3 separate regions of the Homo sapiens genome follow, and all the other regions are linked to region 2. The links are chromatin loops, found by intact Hi-C in ENCODE. Cell type or tissue: Caco-2. All regions are shown on one strand. Links, peaks and the distances in the headings refer to the core of each region. The heading gives the core; the rest is flanking DNA.

Region 1 (6,316 bases), core at 1,138-6,137, 160 kb before region 2:
TGCTGCCCTACATATATGGGCGGGGAGAGGGCTGGGCCAGCCTCGCCACGCCCCATAGGAACCCCTCCCTCCCCAGGCAGCCCCCCTCACCCACCTGGTACCATCCCTCCCCAGAGCTCAGTCCAAGGGTGGTTCTGGGAGGGGCCTCACCAGCCAGGGAGCTGCCCTCCTCAGCACCTGGGGCAGCTCCCAACCCAGAGACCAGCCCAGGCAGCCTGGTGTGTCGGTGGATCCCCTACCAACTGCAGCTTGGCTGCGGCTGTGAGGATGAGGGCAGGGCTGAGCCCACCGTGGAGGAAGTACAGTGTCACATGGCAGGCTGGGAGGGGCCTCTGCCAACTCCCTGTCCCTCAACTCCCACCACCAAGCCCAGGCCACGAAGACACCGTCCTGGGCACTGCCAGCAGCTTTATTAGAGAGCCCTGTCCCCTGATTAAAAGTGGACACGTGCCCACGGGGGTCTCCTCCTTCCCGGTGAGGGGCTCAGCTGGGGTGCCCCTGTGGCACCACTCACAGGCCAGGAGCCAGGGAAGTTCTGGGGAAGCACTTTCCCAGAAACCCACCCCAGACCCCAAGGTAGCTCAGGGCTTCTCAGAGGCAGGCCCAGATCCGGTCCCACCGCAGGGACCAACCATGGGCCCCGCCTGCCTGAGGCCTGCAGCGGGCCAAGCCGGCTGGCATGGGCTGGCCTATTCTGTTGGGTGGGTTCTTGGCCCACCAGAGCTGGACAGGCAGGTGATCAAGCCACGTTGGGTGTGCTGGGGGCCTCCGTGGGCACTCACTGGGGCTCTGGCCAGAAGACCTGCATGACGCTCTGCTTCCTGGAGGCGGTGTGGCAGGCTGGGCACATCCTAGAGGCCTGTGAGACAACCGGCCCACTGCACACGTCTGCCAGGCGTTGCCACCAGGACAAGGGCCTGCCCTTTCCCCCTCAGCCCATCACCTGGGGCTACACCCAGCAGGAACTGTAGTGGCCAGGCACCAACCTGAAGGTGCCGTTGCCAGCAGGCTTGGCAGCGCTGGAAGTCACAGGCAGGGCACTGGAAGGGCACCACGTCCTCTGCCCCACAGCCCTGGCACACACAGCCTGCTGAGAGGGGCCCGCCCGGAGCTCCCGTGGCCTGCTGCCCAGCGATGTCTCTCCCATGAGGCTCACCCCACTCAGATGCTGCAGGCCCGTGGGGAGGTCCTGAGGACTGGCTGGGACCTGCATCCTCACCGCCCGCCCCCACAGTCCCTGCTGGCCTCTGTCTAAGGAAGGACGAGATCTTGCTCTGGGTCTTCCCGGTCTTCTCGGACCGTGAGGGGCCTGGAGACAGAGACTTGAGTCTGAGGGGGGCCTGGGGCTTTGCTGCTCACTCCCAGGGCTGCGTGCGGTTGGGGCGCTGCCAGGAGCAGCCAGGCAGGTGCCCTACCTGGTTGGGGAGCCCTGTGGGTAAGCACAGGAGGCACGGCAAGCCTCTCCTCCTGGGGTCCCGGTGGCTCCATGCCCGGGTAGGGCCGGCCGGTCAGGTCTGTGCACGTCTGTGAGAAGCGCTGCTTGTGGTGTGGACGCACAAACATGCTGAACCCTGCGGGGAGCTTCAATCAGACCCGGCACAGCCCCCATTTTGTCCCCTGCCCCCCACCCCACCGGCTGTTCCCCACGCCAGGGCCACTTGCTGTGCAGCAGGGGGAAGTCCTCTGGCTTTGCAGTGGTCAGGGCGGCCAACACAGCCAGCACCTTGTCGAGGTCGTCGTCTTGCTTATAGGCTGTCAGCGCTGCCAAGAGTTGGCTACAGCCCGCGGACCCCAGGGCCCTGCGGGCATCAGCCAGGTAGGCGCTCACGGCGTGCTGGCCCTGCTTCCCTGCTCTGGGCACTCCAGACCCCCACTGTGGTTGGCTGCCAGGGTCTCCTGGTGTGGGAGTAGCATGGCTCAGAGTGGCGCTGGGGTGGAGGACTGAGAGTCCCACCGCCCTGCCCGCCCTTCCTCCAGGAACTCCTGGAGAGCTGCTCAGGACAACTGCGGGGTGCAGAACCGGGAGCAGTCCCCACCATGAGATGGCTCCCCACAGGGGCAGCCCCGGCCACACTCAAGAGTTAGCCTCGTGAAGCCACTGAGGGACCCACCAAGTCGTAGGCTGCACACGGTTCAGGAGTCAGCTACCTGTTGGGGGTGGCCTGGGCGACAGGTGGGGCCTGCCCTGGTTCAGGTGCTCTTGGGGGTCCAGCTGCTGGGCTGCAGCCGTGGACACGGTCAGCTTGGGATCCGGCGCCGTTCTTCCTGATGAAGAGATGTAGAGCCACAAAGCTGGTCGAGAGCATCTGGAAAGTTCCCTGGGGTGGGGGGGCAGGGCTGGCTAGGGAGGCCAGGCCTCACCCACCTCAGACCAGGGCGGGAAAACCCAGGCAGGTACACGCCTGGGTGCTGGGGGCATCAGAGGAGACACCAGCCTGCTGGATGGGGGCTGGAACAGTGGCGGGCAGGCCAAAGCCCCACTCAGGAGCTCAGAGCCGTAGGCTGGGTGCAGGCATGAGGATATCCCAGTGAGTACCAAGCCCAGAAGGGATCTGGGGTCGTCCCAACAGGCTAGGTTCCCCCCTGGGTGAACTAGGGGAACTCTGTAGGGGCTGTTCATTAACACACGAACACAGATGCTTCCGCCTCTGGAGACTTGGACTCCACCCCAAACAGAGGCAGAAACAGGGAGGACAGGGGTCTAGGACCCTAGGACCCTGGCGTGTGCAGTTGACCCCCCAGGACCATGCATGGGAGGCAGGGGACGTGTGGCAGTTGGACAGGGCTGTGCTTAGGGGTCGGGGCTATGGCAGGGACAGGGCTGTGCATGGAGTTGCACAGGGTCTCCCCAACAAGTGATGCTGCTGCTGGTGGAGGTGGAGGTGGTGGTGGTGGTGGAGGTGGAGGTGGTGGTGCAGGTGGTGGTGGTGGAGGTGGTGGTGGTGGTGGTGGTGGTGGTGGTGGTGGTGGTGGAGGTGGTGGTGGAGGTGGAGGTGGTGGTGGTGGAGGTGGTGGTGGAGGTGGAGGTGGTGGTGGTGGAGGTGGAGGTGGTGGTGGTGGAGGTGGAGGTGGTGGAGGTGGAGGTGGTGGTGGTGGTGGTGGTGGTGGAGGTGGTGGTGGTGGAGGAGGTGGTGGTGGAGGTGGAGGTGGTGGTGGAGGTGGAGGTGGAGGTGGAGGTGGAGGTGGTGCTGCTGGTGCTGGTGGTGGAGGTGGAGGCCCCCATCACTCCCATAGGGGAACAGAGAGGCGGGGCCAAGCAGGGCCCGAGGATGCCCACCCCAAGCAGCCCAGGACTCTGGCCCACACTGCCTTCCACGCAGGAGTCTGAGGGTCCCACCTGGGGCCCCATTTACCAGTGGGGTCCAGGACCGGCTGTGCCCGCTGCCTTCGGGGAATGCTGTGCTCAGGCCGATAGCCACAGCCTCGTCCTGTCAGCTGGATACAGACCTCCTCAAACTGCTGCTTATGGTGGGGCCGCACAAACTGGTAGAAGCCTGTAGAGGAAGGGGCGTCTGTCCCCATCTGCCCCTTTTTCTCTAGAGAACAGAGACCACCTTGGACCCAGATGGCCCCCACCCCACACGCGGCGGCAGCACTGCCCTCAGGGTGGGTGGCCTCTGCAAGCCAGGGCACCTTGGAGCAGGTTGTGCTTCTTGGGGTCCTCAGCAAAGAGGGGGCCGAGACAGGCGGCCAGGGCGGCGAAGTCATCGGAACCCTTGTAGTCCTGCAGGGCCTGGGTGAAGGTGGCAAAGTTGGCTTGGCTCAACTCCTGCTTCACGGCCACCATGAAGAGCTTGGCCCTGTCCGTCTGTGCACCAGCCACGGGCTCCTCCTGCAGGACACAGGCCCGAGGCTCCATCAGGGCCAGCCTCATCATCTGGTCCCTGGGGCTGCAGAGCCTTCCTTGGAACATTGAGCGTTCCCTGGGACAGTGACTGCCGAGGTGGGGCTGCTGCCTGAGAAACTGGCTGGCTGGATGGACATAGGGAGGGGCTGCGGGAAGAAAGCTGTGGGGCTGGGCCCGTCTGAGGTCACACAGTGAGAGGCTGGCAGGGAACTGAGAGCAGTGAATGGGCAAAGGGTAGATTGGCTCTGCCTCAAGCCAGGGGTCCTGCATGGCCCGTCTCTCTCCTCCTCCCTCAAGCCCCCTGCCCCACAGCGGATGCGGCTGAGGCTCCCAGGATGGCAGCGCACAAGGAGGGGCTTCCGGATGAGCAGTGCCCATCTCTCTACACACCCCAGACCAACACGGAAACGTGGAAACCAAGGCAGGGGCGGCCCAGGCACTCCCCACCCAGGCCCTCGCCAGCCCAGGCCCCTCAGCAGCCACCCACTTCCTGATGGCACCAGCCCTGCCTGGGCACCACCCAGTTCTTCCCAGAAGCCAAGGGACATGGACAAAGGCCGCCACACTTGGGGTTTTCCAGCAGGCAGGGGGCTTCCTGGCTCCGGCTATAACTCCGTTCTTTGATCCAAGGCTAGGAATGGGCTGTGTCCCTCACATGAGGCAGGTGTGCATCCACACTTGAGGGAAATGCCAGGGCCAAGCCCAGTGCTGCAGGCCCCATGCCAAACCTGCCCAAGGGTGGGGCCTGATTCCAGCTGGGACTCATGAGCCCCCTGCAGAAGAAACCACACACTTGAGCCCCTGGCCGTCAGCATCACAGCTGCCCTGGACATCAGCTCCTGGGGGTGGATTCCCTGGTCCCATCGGGACCAGCCGTGGCTGGGGGCACCCACGGCTGCGTTCCCATGCGTGTCTATGGTGGTCGGCACAGGTGCAGGGACAGCTCACGCACCGGGTGGCTGACCAGCCGGATCTTCTTCCTCCCTCCTCGCGGTTCTTCTGCCGGCCTCTTCTCAGACAGGAGGGACAGGGTGGAGCAGCTGTGGGCCTGAGGAGGACACAGCTCACAACCACACACAGACCCCAACCACACACTCTGGGGTCCCAAAGCACCTGGACGCACAGGGAAGATGGTCCCAAGGAGCCCTGAGCCAAGATGGAGGTCGGGGGAGGGGGGCACAGCACACCCCGGTGACAGTGCCACAACTTGGTCCTGTCCAAGTCACACCAGCGGCTCATGAGGCTCGCAGGTGGTGACTTGTAAGAGCAGGTCCAGGGAAGACAGTCCGACCACAGCGAGGGGCTGGCAGGAAGGGGACACAGGTGCCTGGTGCCTGCACCTGGAGCTCACTCCAGGGGCCTGAAGGGCAGGGATGGGCAGGAAGAGGGGAATGGCTCCCAGCAGGAAGCAGGGAGAAAATTTCGGGTTGGCCTGAGGAATTATGGGCTTCTGGGGCAAAAGGCCCCAAGGAAGAAGGAACCTGGGTTCCACCCGCAGCACATTCCTGGAGAAAGGCCAGCCTCAAGCGCAGCCAGTGGCAGGGGCACCCGACCTTGAGTGCACTGAGCCAAGCTGACCCGCCAGAGAACCAAAGTGATGTGGGGGGCACCCGCGGAGGGCCAGGGCATGCACCACCTGGGAGCCAGCAGCCTGTGGGTGAGGTGGGGTGGAGGACCCACAGACAGCCAGGCAGCTGGGATCCCCCGCCCGCTTGCCCGCCTGCCTGCCAGGCAGGGGATTTACAGGGGTGTGTGGGGAGGTGCCTGAGGCCAGATGGGCGGGGTCGGGTTGGCCTCAGGAGACAGAGGGTCTGTGTCCATCCCAAGGCCCTGGAACTGTACCTGCTCCTCGCCAGGGCTCCCCGCCCGCTGTTCGCTGTGCTCCAGGGCGGCCAGCAGCCCCCTGGGCCTCTGCCGGGCAGGAACTGGCTCCTGCTCATACTCCACACACAGGCTACTCTCGGGGTCCCCGGCAGCTGGTGACCCTGCAGGGGCACCCGAGTGCGCAGTGAAGCCCACGGGGGGCCCCAGCTGGGGTCCCTGCCTGTGGCAAAGCCCCTCTTGGGGGAGAGTCCCAGCACTTGGGGTCCTGCCTGTGGGTGTCCTCCCTGCTATTGGGGGGAGTCTCAGCCTCGGGGGGCATCCTTGCCTGGGGCGTTCTCTGCCTGTAGGGGAGGGTTGCAGCCCGTGGGGGCCCTGCCCTAGGAGGGAGAGGCAGCCTTTGGAGGTGGGAGGGGAAGCGCACAAAGCCAGGTGAGTCGCCTCCGCCCTGGGCGCCTGGTGCTGCCCGCCCCACGCCGCCCGCTCCGCCACCCCCACACCGCCCACCCAGCGCTGCCCGTCCGCACCTGAGGACCTCTGCTTCAGGCTGGGGACATGCAGGTCCAGACTCTTAGCTTTCCTGGTGGAGAAGAAGGGGCCAGGCGACTTGGCCTCGCTGACAGCATCTTCTCCACGCACACTGGGTGC
Region 2 (6,737 bases), core at 872-5,871:
GCTGCAGCAGATCATGCGAGGGTACCGGCTGCCGCGCCCGGCTGCCTGCCCGGCGGAGGTCTACGTGCTCATGCTGGAGTGCTGGAGGAGCAGCCCCGAGGAACGGCCCTCCTTCGCCACGCTGCGGGAGAAGCTGCACGCCATCCACAGATGCCACCCCTGAGTCCTCACGTGACCCAACGCTCTGGGCTCCAGCCAGGCCAGCCCCTCCTCCCTGCAGAGCGCCAACTCGAAGGGATGCCGGTCTGCCGGACCGAGGAGCCTCTGGCTGTGGGCCTCAGGCCCTGGCGTGCACACATGTTCGTGCACCAGGCAGACGTGCAGACGGAGGGCTGGGGCTGACGTCCCCCGTGCAGTGTGACTCGTGCAGACGGAGGGCTGGGGCTGACGTCCCCCATGCAGTGTGACTCGTGCAGACGAAGGGCTGGGGCTGACGTTCCCCGTGCAGTGTGACTCGTGCAGACGGAGGGCTGGGGCTGACGTTCCCCGTGCAGTGTGACACGTGTCCCTGGCCTCTCAAGAGAGACAACGGCACAGGAGGGTGGGTAGAAGCCTCGGAGGCTCTGGGTGAGGAACCCTGAGCCCTGTGTGTCTCCTGCCTGGGTCCCCTGGACTCCCTCCCAGGGTGAAGAGCCAAAGGCCCAGTTCTCTCCCTAGTCCCAGCTTGGGTTTGTGGAAATGACCAGTGCTGACTCCCAGGCAGACCGTGGTGTTGACCCCACTGGATGTGTGGTATGTAGGCACGGGGTGGCACCGTCACCTGCCCCTCACAGACACACTGGCGGCCTGTGCACAAACCCACTCACGCACACAGCACTCAGTAAGCCGGGACTGACCCACTCAGACACGCACACAGGCGCACATCACACACAGGCTCAGCCCCCCAAACCCAGACCCAGGAGCTGGAGCGTACGGGTCCACGTGGCTAGAAAATGCAGGTTGGAGCGGCCCCCATGCCGCCCGGACCCCCAGCCCAGGACATCATGGTGCCCAGAGAGCGTGAGCCCCAAGGGCATTGGCAGGAGCTGCCGATTCCATCTCCCTGGGTGGGTTCCAGGTGGCACAGGAAGGGTGGGCCGGGAGGCTTGGTGACCTGGGAGCTGCCCTTGGAGGCTATTTCCAGGGGCCTCAGGGTGGGCCGTGGGGGATTTGGAGTCTTCTGCCTGTGCAGGGTCAGGCAGGGTCGGTTGGGGGCTCGGAGGTAGATGCCATGGTATGCTGGGCAGCAAGTGGCTCAGGAAGCCTCTGGGTGTGAGTCCTCGGGGGTCACCAAGGCAGGAGGGGGCAGGGATGTGCAGGGTCCGCCCTCGTCTCCCCACGTCTGGCTCAGGGAAGCTTCTGCTCAGGTCTTCGTGAAACACGTCAAGAAGCAAGGGGGCCGGTGGGGTCTGTTTGTGGCCCCCGGAGACCCTGCCCCCCACCCTCCTGGGAGCCCAGGTTGGCAGCTGTGCCCAGAAGGCTTTCGGGGACAGAAAGTTTGGAGACAAGTTCAGGCCTGACTGAGTCCTTGTCCCCTAGAGTTGGGGTCAGCTCTGTACCTGCTGAGCCGAAGTGCTGATGGCTGCCGTCCACAGGCCCCGGCCAAAGCCTGGCTCAGGAGGGAGCTAAGAGATGAGACTCCCGTGTGCAGAGACAGGTGGCCCCGGGGAAGGAAGAGGCCACTCGGAGGCTCCGAGAACGGAGGCAGCGCGGGGGCTTCCTGGGGCCCGTGCATCGGAGGAACAAGGCCAAGCGGAGGGAAGCAGCAGGAACCAGGACCCCTGCAGATGGTGGAGGCAAGAGGCTTTATCTGAGCCTTTGGGACCCTGGCCACCTGCCCAGCTCCATCTGCATGGGAGAACCTAGGGGAGGGGCTGGTTCTGGTACCTGGGCCCACTGAGGCCTTGAGCTGAGCTTCCAGTTCTGGCAGGTCCCCAGCACAGCAGCCTGGGGGCTCCTCTGGCACAGAAGGCCTCGCCCTCTGTGCTCTCTGCAGCCGCCACTGGGATTAAGGGGACCAGGTGTGTCTGTGGCACCTGTGCCCTCCTAGGCATCTCGCCAGCCACCAGCTGAACAGGTTTGGTGCTCCTGGGTATCTGGGAGGGGCTGGGGACGTTCCTGCCTCCTGGTGTGGCTTAGACTGAAAGTCCTGCACGTCCGAACTCAGGGATACTCGAGGCTTCCTGGACATAGACTCACGGGCCCAGAGTCTGGCCGGGCTCTGAGGGACGCTGCCCGGCCAGGTGCCCCGGCACCCTCCTTCCGCATTCCCCACCCCCCACCCCTCCCCCTGCATCCTCCCCAACCGACCCCAGACAGAGCTGGGAGGGCCTGAGGGACACTGCCCAGGCCGGCACCCCGCTGCCCCTCCCCACCTTGGTCAGCGCTGAGCTGGGCTGCCCAGAAATCTATGAGCCTGTTAAATAATCCAGATTATTGTTCTTAATCTCAAAACAATGAGTGGAAGGTGCCATTATTTCTCTTTGCAATAAAAATAAAAGTTGAAATACGCAGTTTAGGGACTTTCCTTACCACCCCTTGCAGACTTTGAATTTCCCTTCCCGCCCCTTCCTGCCCCCTTGTGGCTGCCAGTCCAGGTCCCTGGGTTGGAGCTCCCGGGTGGACACAGTAGGGTCAGTGGGAGGGTGGGGCGGGGAGGGGCCTCCAGGGAGGGGGTGTCCCGAGTCTCAGGGGCTGGGGGGCAGGCGGCCGTCGGGTGCAGGTGGGGGTCACGGCAGGGCTCACTCAGGCATGAGTCGGGAGAAGGGAGGCCAGCTGGAAGGGGGCAGGGGTCCTGCGGGCTGGACAGGAGGAGGCAGAGGCTGGAGGCGGGAGGGGCTGCCTGGGAGGGACCTGTGGCCTTGGGCCCCAGCGCCATGGGCGCTTCCAGGCCGCACTCACGGTCCTTGCCTGCCCCCTGGCGTCCGTGTGGAGGAAGGCAGTGCCCGTTTCTTCAGCCGTGGGTGCCCCTGGCTCTGCCTCCCCGGGGATCCCCCAAAACCCTCGGGCCCTCCTCTTCCGGGAAGTCCTCCGGGCCGACCCACACAGCTGTCGCTGCCCTGATTCCACTCCCTCTTCCCTGCTTGGCCCTTACCCGAGGGCGGGCCTGCCCATGAGGCCGCTCTCAGGACGCCTGCCCACAGCAGCTCCTGACATTGGGCCCTGTGCTCAGGGGTGGAGTCTGGGGCTGGGTGAGGGCACCGACGGGTGGAGGGGAAGCTGCCGGAAGCGGGGAGAGAGGCGGCCCCCACCTGTGCCCCCGCAGCTCTGAGGGTTGGGAAGGCAGCGCCTGCAGCCCTCACCTTCCTGCCCTCAGGCTGCGAGGCTTGTTCCCAGAGGGCCGTTGGCTTCCCTGAGTGCCTGAGTGTCCATAAGTTGGACCCCCAAGAAGCCCCAACCGGGAGGTCCTCCTCCCCCTCTCCTGCGCTCAGGCCGGCCCTGGCGGTGCTTGCCCAGTGGGTTCCCATAGTGCGGGCGCTAAGTGCTCAGATGGGCCCCAGTGGGCCTGAGGACTTGTGGGGCCGGCTGGGCCCTCAGGAGGAGCCGGGGTGCTCTGGAGCGCCTGTGGGTGCTGGGTGTGGCTGCTTCCCGGCCTGTCATGAGGAAGTGGGACGGCCCGCCTGCCACGCCCAGCTCTGGGTGCTCCAGCTGGGCCACAGCCTGGTCCTGCCGCTGCGCCCGCCCGCCATGGTGTCCCGGGACCAGGCTCACCTGGGCCCCAAGTATGTGGGCCTCTGGGACTTCAAGTCCCGGACGGACGAGGAGCTGAGCTTCCGCGCGGGGGACGTCTTCCACGTGGCCAGGAAGGAGGAGCAGTGGTGGTGGGCCACGCTGCTGGACGAGGCGGGTGGGGCCGTGGCCCAGGGCTATGTGCCCCACAACTACCTGGCCGAGAGGGAGACGGTGGAGTCGGAACCGTGCGTGTCCTAGGCTGCTGGGAGCTTTGGCACAGGCCACCCTCTAGGCACAGGGGAGGGACAGGGCTCTGGGCTGCTCAGGGAGGCCCAAGAAGGTGGGGACCCCGGTTCCATCTTCCTGCACCCCAAAGTCCAGGCTGGGCATCCCGCTTGATCCTCCCTGCAGGCCCCATGCGCTGGCGCCCAGGAGTGCCCAGGACTGTCCCTGCGGGAGTTGGAGCACGGGGGTCAGAGGGCACGGCCCCTGCCTTGGGCTCATCCTTGTCACAGCTCGGGGGTGGACGCTGCATTGCCGGGACCCAGGGAGGACAGAGGGTCCAGGGTGGACTTCTGGGGCCCGGTGGCCAGTGACAAGGTCTGTCGGAGCGTTCCAGGGCCTTTGGGGGAAACGAAGCTTGAAGCTTGCCCAGTTTCCAAAGTGCCGGAACCAGACACACGACCTAGTTAGGGGAGCGGGCCGGCTGCCGGGCAAACTTCCTGCCTGCTGTGCCCTGCGGGGAACCAGACAGCAGCTGGTGTGGCCTGGCCCTGGCTTCCACAGCTGCCCGGAGCTCAGGCTGAGGAGGGTCACGCTCCTGAGATCCCGCGTTTCTCATCAGTGATTGGGCACCCACTGTGTGTGTGCGTGAGTCACAGGCTGTGTAGGGTTAGCTCCCGGGGGACCCAAGCAACAAGCAGGGGAGGCTGTAAAGAGGCCGTCGGGCAGGGGCCCATGGTGGAGACCCCTCTATTACGTGCAGACCCACGACCTCGTTAGCAGGGTCACGCGCAGACCCACGACCTCGTTAGTGAGCAGGGGTGCAGGGGTGGGGTCTGGCCGGAGGCTGGTCAGCTCCCAGGTGCAAAGACCCTGAGTCCTGAGAACTCGCCCAGGTGAGAAGTGGGGAGGAGGCCAGGTGAGGAGGGGGTGGGAGGCCAGGTGGGGGGGGGAGCGGGAGGCTAGGTGGGGGGGGCTGGAGGCCAGGTGAGGGGGGGCGGGAGGCCAGGTGGGGGGGGCGGGAGACCAGGAGAGGAGGGGACGGGAGGCCAGGAGAGGAGGGGGCGGGAGGCCAGGAGAGGAGGGGGCGGGAGGCCAGGTGAGGAGGGGGCGGGAGGCCAGGTGAGGGGGGGGCGGGAGGCCAGGTGAGGGGGGTGCGGGAGGCCAGGTGAGGACGGGGTGGGAGGCCAGGTGAGGGGGGGGCGGGAGGCCAGGTGAGGAGGGGGCGGGAGGCCAGGTGAGGAGGGGGCGGGAGGCCAGGTGAGGGGGGGGGCGGGAGGCCAGGTGAGGAGGGGGCGGGAGGCCAGGTGAGGAGGGGGCGGGAGGCCAGGTGAGGGGGGGGGCGGGAGGCCAGGTGGTTGGAGGGGCAGGTGGGGCAGTGCTTCCAGGTGTGCGGAAGTGGAGGGGGTGGACCCCAGGGGCTCCATGCTGGGCCGTGGTCTTCTGTGTGGGGTTTGTGTTCCAGTGACCTGAGGGAGTCAGACACACAAAGGGCGCAGGTCACCTGGAGCTTCTGCAAGCTCCACCTGGAAGTCCACAGTCCAGGGCTGGCCCACACCCCGCAGCCGGGAGTTAGTGCGCGCGAGTGGCTGTGTGTGCGTGCGTGTGAGCGTGTGGGCAAGTGAGCACACATGCGCGTGTGTGTTCAGGTGTGCGGGTGAACTGTGCGCATGTGTGGGGGTTTGTGACTGTGTGTGTGTGAGCGTGCGTCACACATGGGTGTGTGCAGGCAGCTCTGGGCAGCCATCCTGCTCAGCTGCCCTCCCCAGCTCCACCCTAGGCTCTGACCCCTAGACTCGGGCCACTCAGGGCAGGGTGTGGTAGCGCCTGCCCCTGCCCCCGCCGGGTCCTCAGGGGCCTGTCCTGGCCTTTCGGGACATTCAGGGCGTCTGGGTCAGCGACAGCTCCTGAGAGCAGCTGTGGTCAGGGCTGGGAGCTTGAGGTGGCAGGCAAGGGCGGCTGGGGTTCCAGGCGGGCAGGCTGGGGCCAGCGTGGGGTCCACGTGGGGTGGGCCCAGGTCCGCGTGTTCTCAGACTCCTCCCCTGCAGGTGGTTCTTTGGCTGCATCTCCCGCTCGGAAGCTGTGCGTCGGCTGCAGGCCGAGGGCAACGCCACGGGCGCCTTCCTGATCAGGGTCAGCGAGAAGCCGAGTGCCGACTACGTCCTGTCGGGTGCGGCCCCGGCCTCCGAGCCTGTGCTTGCCTGCGGGGGCTCCTGGCTCTAAGCCCTCCCAGCCACGTGGTGAACCCGGCTCGCTCTGGCTGAGACGGGGGACATGGGCTCCTCTCCAGGGAGCTCCCATCCCCTCCGCCCACCTGGCCCGCTCCTCCCTGGGGCCTGGGTCACTGGCTGCTAGGGTAGTCGTGGGGCAGGGCCCCTCCCTGGGAGGGCAGGGGCTTCTCCAGCCAGCCCTGCCCGAGGCACTCGTGGGAGGTCCTCAGCACCCATGGGAACCTCGCCCAGCATGAGACCTGAGCCTGGGGTGTGCGGGGCGCAGAGAAACCCCATCCCTGCCCCTGAGGATCTCAGCATGGCTGGGATTTTAGGCAGCTGCCATCCAGGCGGAGGCCACTGGCTGCCTGGCACGGGGGCAGGAGGGGCCAGAGAGCTTGGCCAGAGCGTGCAGGGCAGGAGGGAGCCGTTCTGAGGGAGGGGAGGCAGGGGTGGTACTGAGGAAGCACCAACAGCAACTGTGGGGACCCAGAAACTCTGCGCAGGTGTGGCCAGCAGGGCTGGGGACGCAGGGAGGCGTCGGAGTTGGGGTGGCCACACAGCTCACGCTCTCCCTCCCAGTGCGGGACACGCAGGCTGTGCGGCACTACAAGATCTGGCGGCGTGCCGGGGGCCGGCTGCACCTGAACGAGG
Region 3 (6,737 bases), core at 717-5,716, 580 kb before region 2:
GTGTTCTCCAGGCTTTCTCAGGAAACTCGAAACTGTGTTCTCCAGGCTTTCCCAGGACCTCTTGAAACTGTGTTCTCCAGGCTTTCCCAGGACCTCTCGAAACTGTGTTCTCCAGGCTTTCCCAGGACCTCTCGAAACTATGTTCTCCAGGCTTTCCCAGGACCTCTCGAAACTGTGTTCTCCAGGCTTTCTCAGGAAACTCGAAACCATGTTCTCCAGGCTTTCTCAGGAAACTCGAAACTGTGTTCTCCAGGCTTTCCCAGGACCTCTTGAAACTGTGTTCTCCAGGCTTTCCCAGGACCTCTCGAAACTGTGTTCTCCAGGCTTTCTCAGGACCTCTCGAAACTATGTTCTCCAGGCTTTCCCAGGAAACTCGAAACTGTGTTCTCCAGGCTTTCTCAGGACCTCTCGAAACTGTGTTCTCCAGGCTTTCTCAGGACCTCTCGAAACTGTTCTCCAGGCTTTCTCAGGAAACTTGAAACTGTGTTCTCCAGGCTTTCCCAGAACCTCTCGAAACCATGTTCTCCAGGCTTTCTCAGGACCTCTCAAAACCGTGTTCTCCAGGCTTTCTCAGGACCTCTCGAAACCGTGTTCTCCAGGCTTTCCCAGGACCTCTCGAAACTGTGTTCTCCAGGCTTTCTCAGGAAACTCAAAACTGTGTTCTCCAGGCTTTCTCAGGACCTCTCGAAACCGTGTTCTCCAGGCTTTCCCAGGACCTCTCGAAACTGTGTTCTCCAGGCTTTCTCAGGACCTCTCGAAACTGTTCTCCAGGCTTTCTCAGGAAACTCGAAACTGTGTTCTCCAGGCTTTCCCAGGACCTCTCGAAACCATGTTCTCCAGGCTTTCTCAGGACCTCTCGAAACCGTGTTCTCCAGGCTTTCTCAGGACCTCTCGAAATCGTGTTCTCCAGGCTTTCTCAGGACCTCTCGAAACCGTGTTCTCCAGGCTTTCCCAGGAGCTCTCGAAACCGTGTTCTCCAGGCTTTCTCAGCACCTCTCGAAACTGTGTTCTCCAGGCTTTCTAAGGAAACTCAAAACTGTGTTCTCCAGGCTTTCTCAGGACCTCTCGAAACTGTTCTCCAGGCTTTCTCAGGAAACTCGAAACTGTGTTCTCCAGGCTTTCTCAGAACCTCTCGAAACTGTTTTCTCCAGGCCATGGTCATTCATATTGACTCAGAATAAACCTCTTTAAAATATTTTACAGAATCTGTTTTTTTCCATTAACGTTATTGAGTTTTGAGAGTTCTTGATATACTCTGGATACAAGTCCTTTATCAAATATGTGATTTGCAAAAATTGTCTTACAGCCTTGGGCTTGTCTTTTCATTTTCTTAGCAGTGTCTTTGGAATAGCAGAAGTTCTTAGTTTTGATGAAACATCTTATTTATTTGATGGATTATGTTTTGATATCCTATCTAATAATGTTTTGCCTGATCTAAGTTTGCAAAGGTTTTCTTCTATGTCCTCTTATAGAAGTTTTATAATTTTAGCTTTTACATTTAGGTTTATGATCCATATTGACAATATTTTAATATAGTACAAGGTATGGATCAAAGTTCATTTTTTTGCATATGGATATCCAACTGTTTAGCATCATTTACTGAGAACAAAACTTGCCTTTATTGAATTGCCTTTGCAGCTTTGTTGAAAATCACTTGCTCATATTTGTGGGTCTATTTCTGGTATCTCTAATTTGTTCTATTGATCTGTCTATCTTGATGCAAATACCACACTGTCTTTTTTTAAAATATTATTTCTTTTATCATGATACTTCTCTTTCTTCTTTCTTTTTTTTTTTTTTTTTGACAGTGTCTCACTCCGTCACCCAGGCTGGAGTGCAGTAGTGAGATCTCAGCTCACTGCAACCTCCGCCTCCCAGGATCAAGTGATTCTCGTGCCTCAGCCTCCTGAGTAGCTGGAATTACAGGTGTGTGCCACCACGCCTGGCTACATTTTTTGTATTTTTAGTAGAGACGGGGTTTCACCATGTTGGCCAGGCTGATCTCAAACTCCTGACCTCAAGTGATCCACCCACCTCAGCCTCCCCAGGAGCTGAGAACTCTGGCAGGGAGACTCTGTGGTGTAGGAACCCCAGGTCTCCAGCCATGTCTGAAAAACAGTGTTAACCCACGGCTTCACCCCAGCTTTGAAACACCTGGGTGTTCTTCAGAAATACCTGCTATAGTTTGGACGTTTGTCCCCGAACCTCATGTTGAAATTTAATCCCCGATGTTGGAGGCGGGGCCTGGTGGGAGGTGTTCGGGTCATAGGGAAGGATCCAGAATGAATGGTTTAGTGCCCTCCTCATGGTGATGAGTGAGTTCTTGCTCTATTAGTTCCCACACGAGCTGGTTGTTTTAAAAAAATCCTGGCATCGCCCCTCTCTCTCGCCTCTTCTCTTACCATGAGACACCTCCCGCCATGAGTGCACGCTCCCTGAGGCCTCCCCAGAAGCAGGTGCCGGCACCGTGCTTCCCGTACACCCTGCAGAACCGTGAGCCAAACAAACCTCTTTTCTTTATAATGGCCCAGCCTCTATCCTTCTCCTCACCTAGGAAAAAGAAAAAGAAATTACCCAGCCTCAGATATTCCTTCATAGCAACACAAAACTAGGACAACACTGGTGCCCAGGCCCCAGCCCAGACCAAGCACATCAGAGCCTGGGCATGGGGGTGGAACCAGCTCCAGTGAGCTCCTGAAGTCCCCAGGGGATTCTGTGCACATCCAGGGTGGAGAACTTGGCCGTAGACAGTCCAGACAAAAATATTCTTTATACGATTAGCACAGAGTTGTTGTTTAAACTCAGTGGTAAGAACAGAACACAAGAGTTTTAACAGGAGTCATAGTTTTCACCATTAAGAATCTTTACCTACTATTGGAATCCAGGTACACACATTTACCCTGGGGTTTAATTTGCTGTGTAAAATTGACTTGGTTCTTTTACAAATTGCTGGCAAGTTGAGGTTGGGGCCACCACAAAACAAGTCTCTAGCAAGACAAAGAGCATAGTTGTGTGTTTGGGTCTCTCCACACCAGAATGGAGCTCCTTGTGGGCAGAGGCTGGCTTGCCCCTTGTCTTAGTCTGTTTCCTGCTGCTTATAACAGAAACTGGGTAATTTAAAAGAAACAAAATGTATTTCTTACAGTTCTGCGGGCTGGGAAGTCCAAGGTCAATGGGCCACATCTGGTGAGGTTTTCTTGCTGGTGGGAACCCCAGAGTCCCAAGGCAGTGCAGGGCGTCGCATGGTGAGGGGCTGAGCGTGCTGGCTCAGGTCTCTCTCTTCTTATAAAGCTACTAGCCCCACTCCTATGATAACCCATTAATCTATAAATAAATTAATCTATTCATGAGGGCAGAGCTCTTGTGACCCAATCACCTCTTAAAGGCCCCACCTCTCAATACTGCCACATTGGGGATTAAATTCCAACTTGAGTTTTGGAGGTGACAAATATTCAAACCACAGCATCCTTAAATCATCAGAGACTGGCCTGCCTGCCCCCATGTCCACTCGAAAATGAATGCCGCGCAAGCCCCCACCCCCACCCTACTGAATGGTCCCTTTTCCTCTGCAGCAGTTCTCGGAACTGGCCACTGGGGGTCAGGGTTGGTCCGCGTCGCACAGAACCTGGCTCAGCCAGGAGCCACAGGAAGGACCCTGTTCCTCTACCCCAGCCAAGGGAAAACGGCGGCCCCTCTGTGGTTCAGCAGAGCTAGTCCAGGAACAGTGGGGCTTCAAAGTGCTTCCCCTCCATGGCAGAGCCAGCGCTGGCCTGCTGGTCTCCCAATTCTTTGCCCAGGCTAAGAAGGGCGCACACACACACACACACACACACACACACACACACACTCTCTCTCTCTCTCTCTCTCTCTCTCTCTCTACCTCCGGGAAGTTCTCCCTGCCTGTGGCTTGCAGCTTGCTGCCGCTCACCAGCCTCCCGTCCTACTCACAGCTGACTTGAGGTCAGTGCTCCCTCCAAGCATCCACCTGAGCTGCCCAGGCCCAAGGCCGAAACCCCAGACCAGGTCCAGAGCAGCACGGGCAGGTGGGACCTCAGATGGGGCTGGCCCAACACGTGCAAGCCTCCAGCCTGAGGCAGGAAAATTACGATCCCCATTTGACAAGTGAGGAGACAGAGGCTCAGAGAGGTTGGGTAACTCACCCTGGGCCACACAGCAAGGAAAAAGCCAGTCCCAGACCTGTACTCCTGACCTCCACCTGGTCTGCTCCCCTCAGGAGACTATCTAGGCCACAGTGGCACCCTTGACTGGCCTGAGTTGGGAGCACAGGTCCACAGGGCTCTTTACCCGGTTCCACGGCAACAGTCCCCAGGCCACATACCTATGAGCACAGTTTGGACAGTGGAGCAGTCTCTGGCCCGACCACAGGCAGCACCCCAGGAACTCCACGTGCCTTCGGGGTGCACTCAAGTGGGTGGGGAAGAGGGGCCTAGAGCTCCACCTCAGCCTCCTTTGTCCTGAGTGAGCAGGGCCCCACTCACCTCCCCGAGCAGCCAGAGATGTGACGGAGCCTCTGTGGGCAGAAAACATCTCCCAGGTGATAAGCAGCAGGTATGAGGTCTCCCTGGTGAGAGTGTGAGCTCCCCACATTCAACACTGCCGGAGCCCTGAGAGGAAGCCACAGGCTCTGGGAAGCTCCGTGCGGAAGCTGAGTGCCCTGTTGCTCCACGGTTAGCAAGCACGCTCCAGGGAAACTCCATCAGAGCCTCCTGTTCCCATCTGCTAGATGGGATGACAGTAGTACTGCCCCTGGCCATTGTGGAGACAAAATGAAACACGGATGTATCTTTAGCTGTCAGCACCCGGCACATAGGAGGCATTCAGAACCAGAGACAGACCAGGAGGAGGCTCAGATCCCAGGAGTCGGCAAAGGTGGAGATGGAAGGAAGTGAGGTGGGATGGGGCCCAGCCATGCTGGAGGAACTGGGGCTGTCTTCTGGCTGAGCCCAGGCCTGCCCCCCTCCCGACATCAGGGTGCCCTCATGCCCCACACAGCTTTGCCCAGGCCCTCCCCACCACATCAGGGTGCCCTCATGCCCCGCACAGCTTTGCCCAGACACCCCCCCCCACATCAGGGTGCCCTCATGCCCCGCACAGCTTTGCCCAGACACCCCCCCAACATCAGGGTGCCCTCATGCTCCGCACAGCTTTGCCCAGACACCCCCCCCAACATCAGGGTGCCCTCATGCCCCGCACAGCTTTGCCCAGGCCCCCCCGCCACATCAGGGTGCCCTCATGCCCTGCACAGCTTTGCCCAGACACCCCCCACCATATCAGGGTGCCCTCATGACCCGCGCAGCTTTGCCCAGACACCCCCCCCCAACATCAGGGTGCCCTCATGCCCCGCGCAGCTTTGCCCAGACACCCCCCCCAACATCAGGGTGCCCTCATGCCCCGCACAGCTTCGCCCACGCCCCCCCCCGCCACATCAGGGTGCCCTCATGCCCCGCGCAGCTTTGCCCAGACACCCCCCCCAACATCAGGGTACCCTCATGCCCCGCACAGCTTTGCCCAGACACCCCCCCCACATCAGGGTGCCCTCATGCCCCGCACAGCTTTGCCCAGACCCCCCCACATCAGGGTGCCCTCATGCCCCGCACAGCTTTGCCCAGACACCCCCCCCACATCAGGGTGCCCTCATGCCCCGCACAGCTTTGCCCAGACCCCCCAACATCAGGGTGCCCTCATGCCCCGCACAGCTTTGCCCAGACACCCCCCCCAACATCAGGGTACCCTCATGCCCCGCACAGCTTTGCCCAGACACCCCCCCCCACATCAGGGTGCCCTCATGCCCCGCACAGCTTTGCCCAGACACCCCCCCAACATCAGGGTGACCTCATGCCCCGCACAGCTTTGCCCAGACACCCCCCCCAACATCAGGGTGCCCTCATGCCCCGCACAGCTTTGCCCCGACACCCCCCCCACATCAGGGTGTCCTCATGCCCCGCGCAGCTTTGCCCAGACACCCCCCCAACATCAGGGTGACCTCATGCCCCGCACAGCTTTGCCCAGACACCCCCCCCAACATCAGGGTGCCCTCATGCCCTGCGCAGCTTTGCCCAGACACCCCCTGCCACATCAGCGTGCCCTCATGCCCCGCGCAGCTTTGCCCAGACACCCCCCCCCAACATCAGGGTGACCTCGTGCCCCGCACAGCTTTGCCCAGACACCCCCCCCAACATCAGGGTGCCCTCATGCCCCGCACAGCTTCGCCCAGGCCCCCCCCCGCCACATCAGGGTGCCCTCATGCCCCGCACAGCTTTGCCCAGACACCCCCCCCACATCAGGGTGCCCTCATGCCCCGCACAGCTTTGCCCAGACACCCCCCCATCACGGTGCCCTCATGCCCCGCACAGCTTTGCCCAGAGACCCCCCCACATCAGGGTGCCCTCATGCCCCGCACAGCTTTGCCCAGACAACCCCCCCCACATCAGGGTGCCCTCATGCCCCGCACAGCTTTGCCCAGACACCCCCCCAACATCAGGGTGCCCTCATGCCCCGCACAGCTTTGCCCAGAGACCCCCCCCAACATCAGGGTGCCCTCATGCCCCGCACAGCTTTGCCCAGGCACCCCCCCACATCAGGGTGCCCTCATGCCCTGCACAGCTTTGCCCAGACACACCCCCAAAATCAGGGTGCCCTCATGCCCCGCACAGCTTTGCCCAGAGACCGCCCCCAACATCAGGGTGCCCTCATGCCCCACACAGCTTTGCCCAGGC

What was found. Peaks named below come from ENCODE experiments on the same cell type or tissue, not always from the same donor. Only the 100,000 strongest peaks of a DNase experiment are listed, where the experiment ranks them.
Region 1: a loop joins it to region 2, with 4 times the contacts of the local background. A loop is called at or near these places in 15 of 110 quality-filtered maps.
Region 3: it touches region 2 in a loop (12-fold over the local background); 15 of 110 quality-filtered maps call a loop at or near these places.

The regions. Positions count from the first base shown.
Region 1 is chr20:63,690,321-63,696,636 of GRCh38, reverse strand. It overlaps RTEL1 (regulator of telomere elongation helicase 1), which reads right to left. Exons shown (of 35, transcript NM_001283009.2): 26 at 6,196-6,316; 27 at 5,690-5,832; 28 at 4,800-4,895; 29 at 3,634-3,832; 30 at 3,354-3,494; 31 at 2,149-2,265; 32 at 1,663-1,896; 33 at 1,416-1,571; 34 at 987-1,309; 35 at 392-859. The coding sequence ends at 779. It overlaps RTEL1-TNFRSF6B (RTEL1-TNFRSF6B readthrough (NMD candidate)), which reads right to left. Exons shown (of 38, transcript NR_037882.1): 26 at 6,196-6,316; 27 at 5,690-5,832; 28 at 4,800-4,895; 29 at 3,634-3,832; 30 at 3,354-3,494; 31 at 2,149-2,265; 32 at 1,663-1,896; 33 at 1,416-1,571; 34 at 987-1,309; 35 at 783-859. Among named protein-coding and RNA genes, the nearest start is that of TNFRSF6B, 3.2 kb to the left of the region's middle. RefSeq lists an enhancer at 641-690. In Caco-2, for the core only: no CTCF peak of the experiment used is centred there; DNase peaks (open chromatin) are centred at 1,266, 1,550, 1,796, 3,923 and 2 weaker places.
Region 2 is chr20:63,534,244-63,540,980 of GRCh38, reverse strand. It overlaps PTK6 (protein tyrosine kinase 6), which reads left to right and starts at 3,605. Exons shown (of 8, transcript NM_005975.4): 1 at 3,605-3,896; 2 at 5,922-6,043; 3 at 6,666-6,737. The coding sequence starts at 3,667. SRMS (src-related kinase lacking C-terminal regulatory tyrosine and N-terminal myristylation sites) reads left to right here. Exons shown (of 8, transcript NM_080823.4): 8 at 1-2,492. The coding sequence ends at 163. RefSeq lists a cis regulatory region at 913, enhancers at 829-998, 3,417-3,506 and silencers at 2,547-2,816, 3,147-3,296. In Caco-2, for the core only: a CTCF peak has its summit at 2,888 (motif pointing left); DNase peaks (open chromatin) are centred at 2,830 and 5,410; H3K4me3 peaks cover 702 bases.
Region 3 is chr20:64,117,470-64,124,206 of GRCh38, reverse strand. No RefSeq gene overlaps it. Among named protein-coding and RNA genes, the nearest start is that of NPBWR2, 13 kb to the right of the region's middle. RefSeq lists enhancers at 1-1,093, 3,497-3,791, 3,460-3,959. In Caco-2, for the core only: CTCF peaks have their summits at 3,389 and 3,589 (motif pointing right); DNase peaks (open chromatin) are centred at 3,636, 4,116, 4,766 and 5,626.